Linked DNA regions of Homo sapiens: region 1 is linked to region 2. The links are chromatin contacts, found by Hi-C or POLR2A ChIA-PET in ENCODE. All regions are on one chromosome and are shown on one strand. Each heading gives the region's core, a stretch centred on a gene start or an enhancer-like site at or near the end of the contact. The rest is flanking DNA. Distances are from core to core; before and after follow the strand shown. Region 1 overlaps MILR1 (mast cell immunoglobulin like receptor 1). Region 2 overlaps SMURF2 (SMAD specific E3 ubiquitin protein ligase 2).

The links. A loop is a pair of places that touch in the nucleus more often than their neighbours do. ChIA-PET counts read pairs that join two places held with the same protein, here RNA polymerase II (POLR2A). Pooled maps may share reads with other maps.
Region 1: a loop to region 2 is called in a pooled map, with 1.9 times the contacts of the local background. The contact joins two enhancer-like sites. A Hi-C loop is called at or near these places in 1 of 50 pooled maps. POLR2A ChIA-PET finds 5 or more read pairs at or near these places in 2 of 52 experiments (GM12878 and Panc1).

The regions. Positions count from the first base shown.
Region 1 is chr17:64,454,182-64,459,896 of GRCh38, forward strand. MILR1 (mast cell immunoglobulin like receptor 1) reads left to right here. Exons shown (of 10, transcript NM_001085423.2): 4 at 3,219-3,503. Among named protein-coding and RNA genes, the nearest start is that of MILR1, 7.9 kb to the left of the region's middle. RefSeq lists an enhancer at 3,165-3,224. Within about 2 kb of position 2,235, at least 5 of the 41 ENCODE cell types and tissues checked have a DNase peak (open chromatin) inside an H3K27ac peak, as active enhancers do.
Region 2 is chr17:64,595,874-64,601,623 of GRCh38, forward strand. It overlaps SMURF2 (SMAD specific E3 ubiquitin protein ligase 2), which reads right to left. Exons shown (of 19, transcript NM_022739.4): 3 at 2,509-2,617. Among named protein-coding and RNA genes, the nearest start is that of SMURF2, 64 kb to the right of the region's middle. Within about 2 kb of position 3,643, at least 4 of the 41 ENCODE cell types and tissues checked have a DNase peak (open chromatin) inside an H3K27ac peak, as active enhancers do.

The sequences.
Region 1 (5,715 bases), core at 985-3,484, 140 kb before region 2:
GCCTCCCAAAGTGCTGGGATTACAGGCGTGTGCCACTGCTCCTGGCCAACGTTTATTTATTTAATAGCCTATGTCACCCAGGCTGGAGTGCAGAGGCTACTCACAGGCAATCAAAGCCCATTGCAGCCTCAAACTCCTGTTCTTAAGAGATCCTCCCACCTCAGCATCCTGAATAGCTTGGATTACAAGCACGTGCCATAATTAAAATCAAGTCAATTAAAATTAGATGAAATAAAAAATTTCCCTCCACAGTCTCAGTTACATTTCAAGGCTTTGATAGCCACACCTGTAGCTGGTGGCTGCCACATTGGACAACACAGATGTAGACCATTCCCATCATCACAGAAAGTTCTACTGGGTGACATTGCTGTAGCTCAGTGATTCTTAGCTTTTTAGGTTATAACTGTCTTAATAATCCAATGATAGCAATGAATATCTTCTCCAGAGAAATGCTCATAAAACTACGTATACAAATTTCTGCATAAGGTTTTAGAGAATGCTACGGACTCCAGGTTAGAACCAATTATCTTGGCCAGGTGCGCTGTCTCACAGGTGTAATCCCAGCACTTTGTGAGGCTGAGGCGGGAGGATCACCTGAGCCCAGGAGTTTGAGACCAGCCTGGGAACTATGTGGAGACTGTGTGTCTACAAAAAGTTAAAAAATATATATATGTAGCTGAGCGTGGTGGCGTGCCTATAGTGCCAACTACTCAGGAGGCTGAGTTGGGAGGATTGCCTCAGCCCAGGAGTTCAAGGCTGCAGTGAGCTGTGATTGCACCACTGCACTGCAGCCTGGGTGACAGAGAGAGACCCTGTCTCAAGAAAAAAAAAATCCCAATGATCTTTGGACATAAACTGAGTATATTCCTTGTGAAAGGAAAAGGAAGAAGGAGGGGGAAAATCCCTGCAAACATGGTACTGGAATACGATGGATATGTGAGGGCAGGAACACAGCTGATGGTATTCTCTAGTGGTCAGACTCCTGCTGCACTCAGCAATAAGCCCATCAGTTCATATGTTTTTTGTGCACGACCTTCCTGCAATTTGTTAGGGTAATTACACAGTCTGGTAATAAAACTATCTTGGTAGATTATAAAACTGTATCATCTTCAGTTAGGCCAGATCAATAGGCACTACGGAGTACCTACTCCATGCAAGCAATTGTACTACTGGGTTTTTAATGAGGCCTAAAACATAGTGTTGTCTCCAACCCAGTAAGGGTTGAAACTATGAGCCATAAACACAAATTCATTAATCACTGATTCACTCATCAAAAAAAAATTTTTTTTTTGAGATGGATCTTGCTCTGTCACTCAGGCTGGAGTGCAGTGGCACCATCTCGGCTCACTGCAAGCTCTGCCTCCCGGGTTCACACAATTCTCCTGCCTCAGCCTCCCGAGTAGGTGGGACTACAGGCGCCTGCCACCACGCCTGGCTAATTTTTTTTTTTTTGTATTTTTAGTAGAGACGGGGTTTCACCATGTTAGCCAGGATGGTCTCAATCTCCTGACCTCGTGATCTGCCCACCTCGGCCTCCCAAAGTGCTCACTCATCAAATGTTTAAAGAGAACACAGGGCCGGCTGCAGTGGCTCACGCCTGTAATCCCAGCACTTTGGGAGGTTGAGTGGGGGCAGATCACTTGAGGTCAGTAGTTCAAGACCAGTCTGGCCAACATGGTGAAACCCTGTCTGTACTAAAAATACAAAAATTAGCTAGGCATGGTGGTGGGCACCTGTAATCCCCAGCTACTTGGGAGGCTGAGGCAGGAGAATTGCTTGAACCTGGGAGGTAGAGGTTGCAATGAGCTGAGATCGTGGCACTGCACTCCAGGTTGGGTGACAGAGTGAGACTCCGTCTCAAAACAGAAAAGAAAGTAAATAAAAAAAAAATTGTTTTTAAGTGTGGACTCTTGAAGTCAGTCCCAACTCGGCCATTTACTAGCTGTGTGACCTTGGGCAAATTTCTCAATCTCTCTGAAGCACAGTTGGTTCATCTGTGGAATGGGCATGATACTATCCACACTACAAGACTGTCGTGAAGGTCAAATGAGATCATGTGACTGGCACGCCTGGCACATGATAGATACTTAACAGCTTTTCTTCCTTTCCTATAATACTGTCTTATTAATGCATTATATATATATATAATAAAATGTATAGCTGGGTTTTTCTGTTAGGTCATAGAATAGGCTATGATCTAACAGAGTGTAGCAGACCCATTTCCTGTTGAGAATTTCTCTTGAATCTAGTTAGCAGGGTTACTTCCTGCTCTTTGGAGGAAGTGAAAGATAATTGTGCAGCTGAGTTCTATAAATAAAAGTACAGTTGGAGAAAACGATATTTTTGGGGCTGGGCATGGTGGCTCACACCTGAAATCCCGGCACTTTGGGAGGCTGAGGTGGGAAAATCACTTGAAGCCAAGAGTTTGAGACCAGCCCGGGCAACATAGTGAGACTCTGTCTCTACAAAACATTTAAAAATTAGCCAGCAGTGTGCACCTGTAGTCCCAGCTACAGAGGCTGAGGCAGGAGGATCACTTGAGCCTGGGAGTTTGAGGTTACAGTGAGCTATAATTGTGCCACTTCACTCCAGCATGGTTGAAAGAGCAAAACCCTGTCTCTGAATAAATAAATACATTGAAAAGAAAATGATATTTTTGGATTAAAAAAACCCACTGTAAATTTACAAGGATTGAGAATAAAAGCACTTCTTGGGCCGGGTGTGGTGGCTCCTGCCTGTAACCACAGCACTTTGGGAATTCAAGGTGGGAGGATCACTTGAGGCCAGGAGTTCAAGACCAACCTGGCCAACATGGTAAGGCCCTATGTCTATAAAAAATAAACATAAAAAAGCACTTCTCAGCTTCATACTTAGAACTGGATCATTGACAAAATTATATTCATTATTAACAATAAATAGATTGTGAATTCTAGGAAGGGCAAGCTTGCACCCCAATTCCTCAAAGCAGAGAGATGCCCTCCACTCTCTGGCTTTCTCAGCACTCAGCTGAGAACCTCGGCTAACAACACACTGCACGGGGTTGGCCACATGCCCATTGGCCTTTCCCAGTGGGCCGTGAGCTTCTTGACTTCTCAGGAAGGGGGTCGTTCATCTTGGTTCCACAGCCTGGAGTGGAGTAAGGGTTCCACTCATATTTGTGGTCTGAGTGAGCACACCCAGTCTGTTTATCCTTTTCATGTTCACTTTCATTCTTCCAGACCCGGTGACTTCCCCAGTGCTGAACATTATGGTCATTCAAACAGAAACAGACCGACATATAACATTACATTGCCTCTCAGTCAATGGCTCGCTGCCCATCAATTACACTTTCTTTGAAAACCATGTTGCCATATCACCAGCTATTTCCAAGTATGACAGGGAGCCTGCTGAATTTAACTTAACCAAGAAGAATCCTGGAGAAGAGGAAGAGTATAGGTGTGAAGCTAAAAACAGATTGCCTAACTATGCAACATACAGTCACCCTGTCACCATGCCCTCAACAGGTAAGAGCAACCTGAGTTCTTTCAGCCAGGTCTGAACTCACTTCCAGAAACTGCAGCTGCTCCTCTGCCCACCCATTTCCCACCATGGCCACCTGACCTTCCAGGTCCTTCTGAAGGTGCATTTGTCAAGGTAGAAGGATAGAAGGAAAACTAGGTCGTGTGCAGTGGCTCACACCTGTAATCCCAGCACTTTGGAAGGTTGTGGCTGGCAGATCACTTGAAGGGTCTCTTTGGTAGAGTCCATGCAAACTCTCATGGGGTTGCTTTCTGCCATAAAGGAACCACAGAAAGGCCTAGAAACTGGAGCAGGAGGGGGACTTGTGGCAAAACTTTCTGCCCTGCCTTTCCAATTTGCATCTGTCTTAGAACTGCCAGGTCTTTTAGTTTTCTTTGTTTTTTCATCATTTGTATGTCTGCCTTTCTTTCTTTTCCTTCCTTCCTTCCTTCCTTCTTGTATGCCTGCCTTTCTTTCCCTTCCTTCCTTCCTTCCCTCCTTCCTTCCTTCCTTCTTTCCTTCCTTCCTTCCTTCTTTCTTTTCTTTTCTTTTTTTCAGAGTGTCACTCTGTTGCCCAGGCTGGAGTGCAGTGGTGTGATCTCAGCTCATTGCAACCTTTGCCTCCCAGGTTCTAGAGATTCTTGTGCCTCAGCCTCCTGAGTAGCTGGGACTACAGGCACCCGCCACCACGCTTGGCTAATTTTTGTATTTTCAGTAGAGACGGGTTTTCACCATGTTGGCCAGACTGGTCTCGAACTCCTGGCCCCAAGCGATCTGCCCACCTCGGCCTCCCAAAATGCTGGGATAACAGCTGTGAGCCACTGTGCCTGGCCATCTTGTACTGATTTCTAATACCATGCCCTCCTGCTTGGCTGTTTATTGCTCCACTGCTAATGATGATGGGTCCAGACTCCTGCACCACCCTTGGCTCAGGGCAAGAGAGGCCTCTGGCCAAGCCCTGTGTTTAGTGGGCTCTGGTCTGGTACCTCCAGGCTATGCACCTTCCCCTAGGCTGAGGGGTTCAGGGAGCCGTGGGGATGCAGCCACCTGAACCCTATACTCCCACTTTTCTGCTCCACACTCTAGGTACCTGGACCAAAATCCCCTGCCCAATCAGATCAGAAGCCATTTCCAGGGCCTGTACCAGTCTCTCCCCCAGCTCATCCTCCCGAGGGTGGCCCACAGTAAGGGTATGAGCATCCCTGAACCTGAGCCAAGGGAGCTGTTTATGGGGGGTGTGGATGGTGTTTGCACATGTGGGCTGGGGCGTCCACGTGCATGCAAGGCCCCTTAGGGTGCAGGTCAGAGCCCAGGTCGGGAGCGGGGCAGCCCGGGACTTCAGTGGGTTCTGTCCATGCTGCCACGTCCTGATGCCAAACTCTGGAAAGTCTGAGAATTCCAGATTCAAACCTGACCTTCCAGGTCCTTCTGAAGGTGCATTTGTCAAGGTAGGAGGATAGAAGGAAAACTAGGTCGTGTGCAGTGGCTCACACCTGTAATTCCAGCATTTTGGAAGGTTGTGGCTGGCAGATCACTTGAGCCCAGGAGTTTGAGACCAGCCTGGGTAACATGGCAAAACCCCTGTCTCTACAGAAAATAAAAAAATTAGCCGGGTGTGGTGGTGCATGCCTGTGGTCTCAGCTACTCAGAGGATGAGGTAGGAGGATTGCTTGAGCCTGAGAGGTCGAGGCTGCAGTGAGCTGTGATCATCGTGCCCTGCATTCCAGCCTGCGTAACAGAGCGAGACCCTGTCTCAAAGAAAAAAGAAAAAGAAAAAGAAAGAAAAGAAAAACTAGGTTAGCAAAGGCACAAGGCACACTTGGACATTGACCACTTCACCCAGCCAGGTCCTCAGAACAGAGCCCACGCCCTGGTATTCAGTGAGTGTGGTCTAACAAGTGAGGCAGCCTGCTGGAGTCAGGCACTTGGCTATGAGTCACAGCCCTTCCATTCACTGGCTGTGTGACCTTAGGAAAGTCATTTCACCTCCCTGAGCCTTACTCACCTCATCTATAAAATGGGAGTGATGCCAATGGGATAAATAAGGCAACACAGGTGAAGTGCCTAACACAGTGTCTGGCCTGCAGCTAAAACTCAACAACTGGCAGTTGTTTGGATGACACGAAACATGCTGCCAGGGCTCAGGGCCTTGCCCAGTAAACACCCAGGCTTTTCTGGTGCTCATGACCCCAGAAATGTTGCTGGTATTCGTCCTGT
Region 2 (5,750 bases), core at 2,393-4,892:
GAAACTTCCAGTGGAAAACAACAGTCATGAAAGATCAAAATCAGGATGCCATCAGCAATACTCTAAACCTACAATTTCCAAAATGGTACCCACCAACCACGAGACCCTTGAGGACTTCAAGTGTGGCTAGTCCAAATTGAGGCAAGCTGCAAAATAAACCACTGATTTTTTTTTTTCTTAACATAAAATGAGAAAACCGCTGATTTTTTAGAGACATAGTAAATATGTATATATACATATATGTGTAAGTAGCTCAATATTTTTATACTGACATGTTGAAAGTATTTTTGATATACTGAATTAAATAAAATATATTATTATGCTTCATTTTAAGAAACAGGGTCTCGTTATGTTGTAGCTGGATTACAGGTGCAAGCCACTATGCCCAGTTTATTATGCTTAATGTCATCTGTTTCTTTTTACTTATCTTAACGTGGATGCTAGGAAATTTAAAATTATAGATGAGCTCCCATCTGTGCCTTACATTATATTTCTACTCAACAGTATGGATCTAAACCTAGAAGATAATGGAGCAATGTATTCAACATTTGGAGGTAAAGTGATATTTCACCTAGAAGCCTATATTCAAACCATATCAAAAGATAAGAAGTCAAAGTATATCTTCTGATAAGATCTCAACTTTCTTCCCATCTTTGTATTATTTCTCAAAATGACAATGGAAGATAAAGTTCACCGAAACAGGAGAGTAAACAAAAAAAAAAAAAAAAAAAAAAAAGGAAGTCACTAAACCTAGAAGAGACAAAGGAAATTGCCAACATAACAATAAAGGCAAGTCCCAGGACAACTGCGCAGTGGGTCTTAGAGAACCATCACACAAGACTAAAGAAAGAGAACACAGACTCCCAGGAGGGTTATCTCCAAGAAGAAAAAAAGCCAATGGAATACTGACAGAACTGAATATATGGAGAAAAGATCTTTAGTTCTATAGGAGAGTCTGAGGATTATGACATATAACTTCTCATTTCTATCTAGGAGATAAATAGATAACTAAACAAATGGGAAAAGTAGCTACTAACTTCAGAAAAAACAAAAGTTGTCAAGAAAGAAAATGTAATTCTTGTACCCCTGTGACCCAACTATGGATATTTACATAATCATAATAATGTAAACATGGAACAATGGTTTAACCAAAAAGGTTCATATAATTATATTGGAAGACTAAAGAAAGGAAGAGGCTTGTGTCATGAGAATGGGGATGCTGAATACCAATTTTAAAAGCTGAACCACTGGGCTGGGCATCACAGCCCACGCTTGTAATCCAAATACTTTGGGAGGCCAAGGAGGGAGAATCTTGAGCCCAGGAATTCAAGACCAGACTGGGCAATATAGCAAGACCCCATCTCTACAAAAAATTACCTTAAAAAAAAAATTAGCTGGGCATGGTGGCATGCACCTGTAGTTCCAGCTACTGAGGAGGGTGAGGTGGGAGGATCAGTTGAGTCCAGGAGTTAGAGGCTACACTGAGCTATGATTATGCCACTGCACTCTGGCCTGAGCAATAGAGTGAGACTGTTTCTAATTTTAAAAGAATTTTTAATAATAAAAAATAAAGCCGAATCATCTTCTAGGTAGGAAATTCAAAAATACCTAAAACTAGGCTGGGCGCAGTGGCTCATGTCTGTAATCCCGGCACTTTGGGAGACCGAGGCAGGCGGATCACTTGAGGTCAGGAGTTCGAGACCAGCCTGGCCAACATGGTGAAATCCCATCTCTACTAAAAATACAAAAATTAGCTGAATGTGGTGGTGGGCACCTGTAGTCCCAGCTACTCGGGAGGCTGAGACAGGAGAAATGCTTGAACTCAGGAGACAGAGATTGCAGTGAGCCGAGATGGTGCCACTGCACTCCAACCTGGGTGACAGAGCAAGACTGTCTCAAAAAAAAAAAAAAATTACCTAAAACTAAAAAAAGAAAACTGTGATGCTATAAAATAAAATACATATCTAGAAACAGATGAAAATACCAGAATAAACAGCCAAAGTTATTAAAGCAGTTGCCTTGAGGATGGGAATCAGGAATGAGAATGGAGCAGGGAACTTGCTGTTTTCCAGTAAAAGCTTTATTGTATCATTTGCCTTTTTAAAAAGGTGCATATACTCCAATGGTTTAAAATAAAATTTAAAAGAAAGAAACCATCCATATAAAGGCAAAAAGAAGCCTATTCAGTGCAACCCAAATCCTTATTTCTGGTTTTATAATTGGTCTAAAGTGGTGAATTAATACCTTTATTTAATTGAAAAAAGAGGTGGGGGATTGCTCTACTGTGAGCCAGTTTCATTTTCTTCTTCATAGAATTTTAGAGATACCTCATCTTTCAAAACCTGTCTATAAGCCAAAGCACATTCCCACTGGGCTTTTCTTTACCCCTTTTGTGATGACCAAATTATACCACAGATGAAACCCAGATCATTTCCCATGATTATTTTCAAAGACTATATCAAATAATTTAATGATATGTTCCATTTCAAACTAATTGTTGAAACCTACAGGTCATAATGCTGATTCCACTTTGGATCAAGCGTATTCTTCACAGTATCTGTAGAATGGCATTGCCCAGATCCATCAACCACCACCTTAGCAAATGGATCAGGAAGTCCTGTGAAAAAAGATTTTCTAAAATTAATAATTTGACATTTAAGATAGAAGATTAATTATACAAGCATTCCATTTGCTACAAAAGATTATTCCATTCTTTTAAAAAAGTTTAACATTTAGCTATAAATGAATAGTCCATTTTTTAAAAAAAAAGACTAAAGTTACTTCTACATTAAATACCAAAACTATATTTTTTCTCGTTTCTGTCTCAAAATAGTCCCAGTTTAAACTACCAAAATCTAGAGGTTACCTCATAATGTGGAAGTTTTTAATAGGTTGTTACCAGCCCTCTGACCCGAGGAATGGGGTCATGAATGGTTACATGAATTCTTGTAACCATTCATGGCTTTTTCTTTCCAAATGTCTCCCTCAGTAGCTCATTTAAAGAAAAAGCTTATTAAAGGTTTTTATACAGGAACACAGGCTACAGAGAAATCAAATTAGCAAATGAGTTTTGCTGAATAACTACCAGGAAAAATCAGACTGAAACAAAAGATGTAACACTCTGCCTTAAAAGAGCTTACTATCTAATTGGAAAAATAAAAATACTATACATGAAAAACAAAACCAAAAATACCTGAGAATAAACAAGTGCTTAGTGATACTGATTGTAACGCAAACACTTATATCACTATGTTAGGTACTATTCTAAATACATTTATCCTTAATCCTTACAATAACCCTACGAGGTAAACACTGTTATTATCCCTATTTTACTGATGAGGAAACCAAGGCACAAGGGGGTCAATTAACTAGCCCAAGGTCACAGAGTAGTAAATGGCAGGGCCAGAATCTAAAGTGTAGATTCTAAACCCATGTCTGGCTCTCGACTTCATGCTCTTAACCACTATGCTGTATTTTACCTCTTATTTACTACGTGGTCCAACAGTGAGTACAAGTAAGAGCTCAGAAAAACAGGAGAAAAGGTTTGAATCTGAACAGTAAAGAAAGGGCTTTGAGGGAGGAGGGAACTCATCTGGGCTTTAAGGCAGGCGTCTCCAACCTCTGCACCATGGGCCGGTACAGGTTCGTGGCCTGTTACAACCGGACCACAAAGCAGGAAGTGAGCGGTGGGAGAGTAAGCATTACAGCCTGAGCTCCGCCTTCTGTCAGATCAGCGGCAGCATTAGATGCTCATAGGAGCTGGAACCCTATGGTGAACTGCGCTTGCAAGGGATCTAGGTTGTGCGCTCCTTATGAGAATCTAAAGTCTGATGATCTGAGATGGAACAGTTTCATCCCAACACATCCCCTGCTCCCCATGTCCTTGGAAAAACTGTCTTGCATGAAACCGGTCCCTGTGCCGAAGGTTGGGGGCTGCTGCTTTAAAGGGCATACAGGAGAAGGAGGACTTTCCTAGCAAAAGGAAGAGCACCAAGGAGGGTATGACAATACAATATTTAAAAGACTTTGAAGAGTCTAACCAAAGAGCTTGTGCTAAGGTGTAAAAGTAAATACTATTGGAAATATGACTGACCCAGTAAGAGAGGCTTAAAAGTCGGGCAACAGGGCTTGGACTGATTGAGGTAGATAACAGGGAGCCATTTCAGGTTCTTGAGCATGGCTGTAACTACAGTCATATTTTTCTATCAGTGGTATTCAGGGCCCACTAGGAGAAAGAAAGACTAGAGGCAGACCATATATGAAGCTGTTGTAATTATCCAACAGTAGGATGAAAAGACCCTGAATGAGGGAAGTCATGTGGAAAGGGAAAGGAAATGACAAGAGAGCTATTCTGAAAGATCTAATACAAATTAATAAGAAACTTGTATCAAAGATGACAATACAGTTTTCAGCCCAAAGCAATAATGAAAATGATTCTTTTGACAAAAATTTAAAAGGTGGAACTAAAAATGTTAGAGAGACAAAAATGTCACTTCATGTGTTAGACATTGGGATAGAGTAGATTTCCTGTGGACAGCTGAAAATACTAGAACAAAACAGCGTTAAGTGTTGGTGACTGGAGAAATTTTGCATGTTGGTATCAATGCTAATTTTTTTAAGATACTAATTTGCCAAGTTTCAAGGACAGACAAATCACCTATCAGTTCCCCAATTCTATGATTCTGTGATCTATCGCTTCCAAATAATAAAGGAGGACCAAAATTTAGGCGTTAAGTTTCAAAGAAACTTGGTAAGTTAGGGTATTAAATCTATTTGACTATATTGTTCTTGAAGCTGAGTGCTATGCATAGTATTTCAGTAACACCTAACCATTTATAAATGTGTTCAATGGAAGAATGTTTTTACCTCCACCCTCAATAAATGAAGATTTCCTCCTGGGAAGAATTCACTCTATCTTGTTATTTTCACTCTACTATTTAAATAAATAAACATATAAATGTGTATTTATGAGCAAAAACAAAAAAATCACATTTCTAAACTTTCCCTTTGGGTGTTATTAAACTAGTTGAAGAATTAAGTCTCTCTGGTTTCTTGCTTTTTTAAAAAAATAAAATGAAAAAGAATTAAGGACTGGCCAGACACAGTAGCTCACACCTGTAATTTCAGCACTTTGGGAGGCTGAGGCGAAAGGATCACTTGAGCCCAGGAGTTTGAAACCAGCCTGGGCAACATAGTAAGACCACCCCCCATCCCCCACAAAATAATTTAAAAGTTAGCCAAGCATGGTGGCATACGTCTGTAGTCTCAGCTACTCAGGAGGCTAAAATGGGAGGATTGCTTGAGCCTGGGAGGCCGAGGCTGCAGTGAGCCATGATCATGCCACTGCACTCCAACCTGGTTGACAGAGCAAGACCCTATCTCAGTGGAAAAAAAGATTAAGGATTAAGAAAAACAACAGCTGACAAAGGACTAATATCCAGAATCTATAAAGTACTCAAACAAATCAGCAAGAAAAAATCAAACAATCCCATCAAAAAGTGGGTTAAGGACATCAATAGACAATTCTCAAAAAAAGATATATCAACAAGATAGGCCAATAAGCATAATGAAAAATGCTCAGCATCACTAAGTATCAGGGAAATGCAAATCAGAACTATAATGCGATGCCACCTCACTCCTGCAAGAATGGCCATAATCAAAAAATTTAAAAATAACAGATGTTGGCATGGATGCAGTGAAAAGGGAACACTTTTACACGGCTGGTAGTAATGTAAACTAGTACAACCACT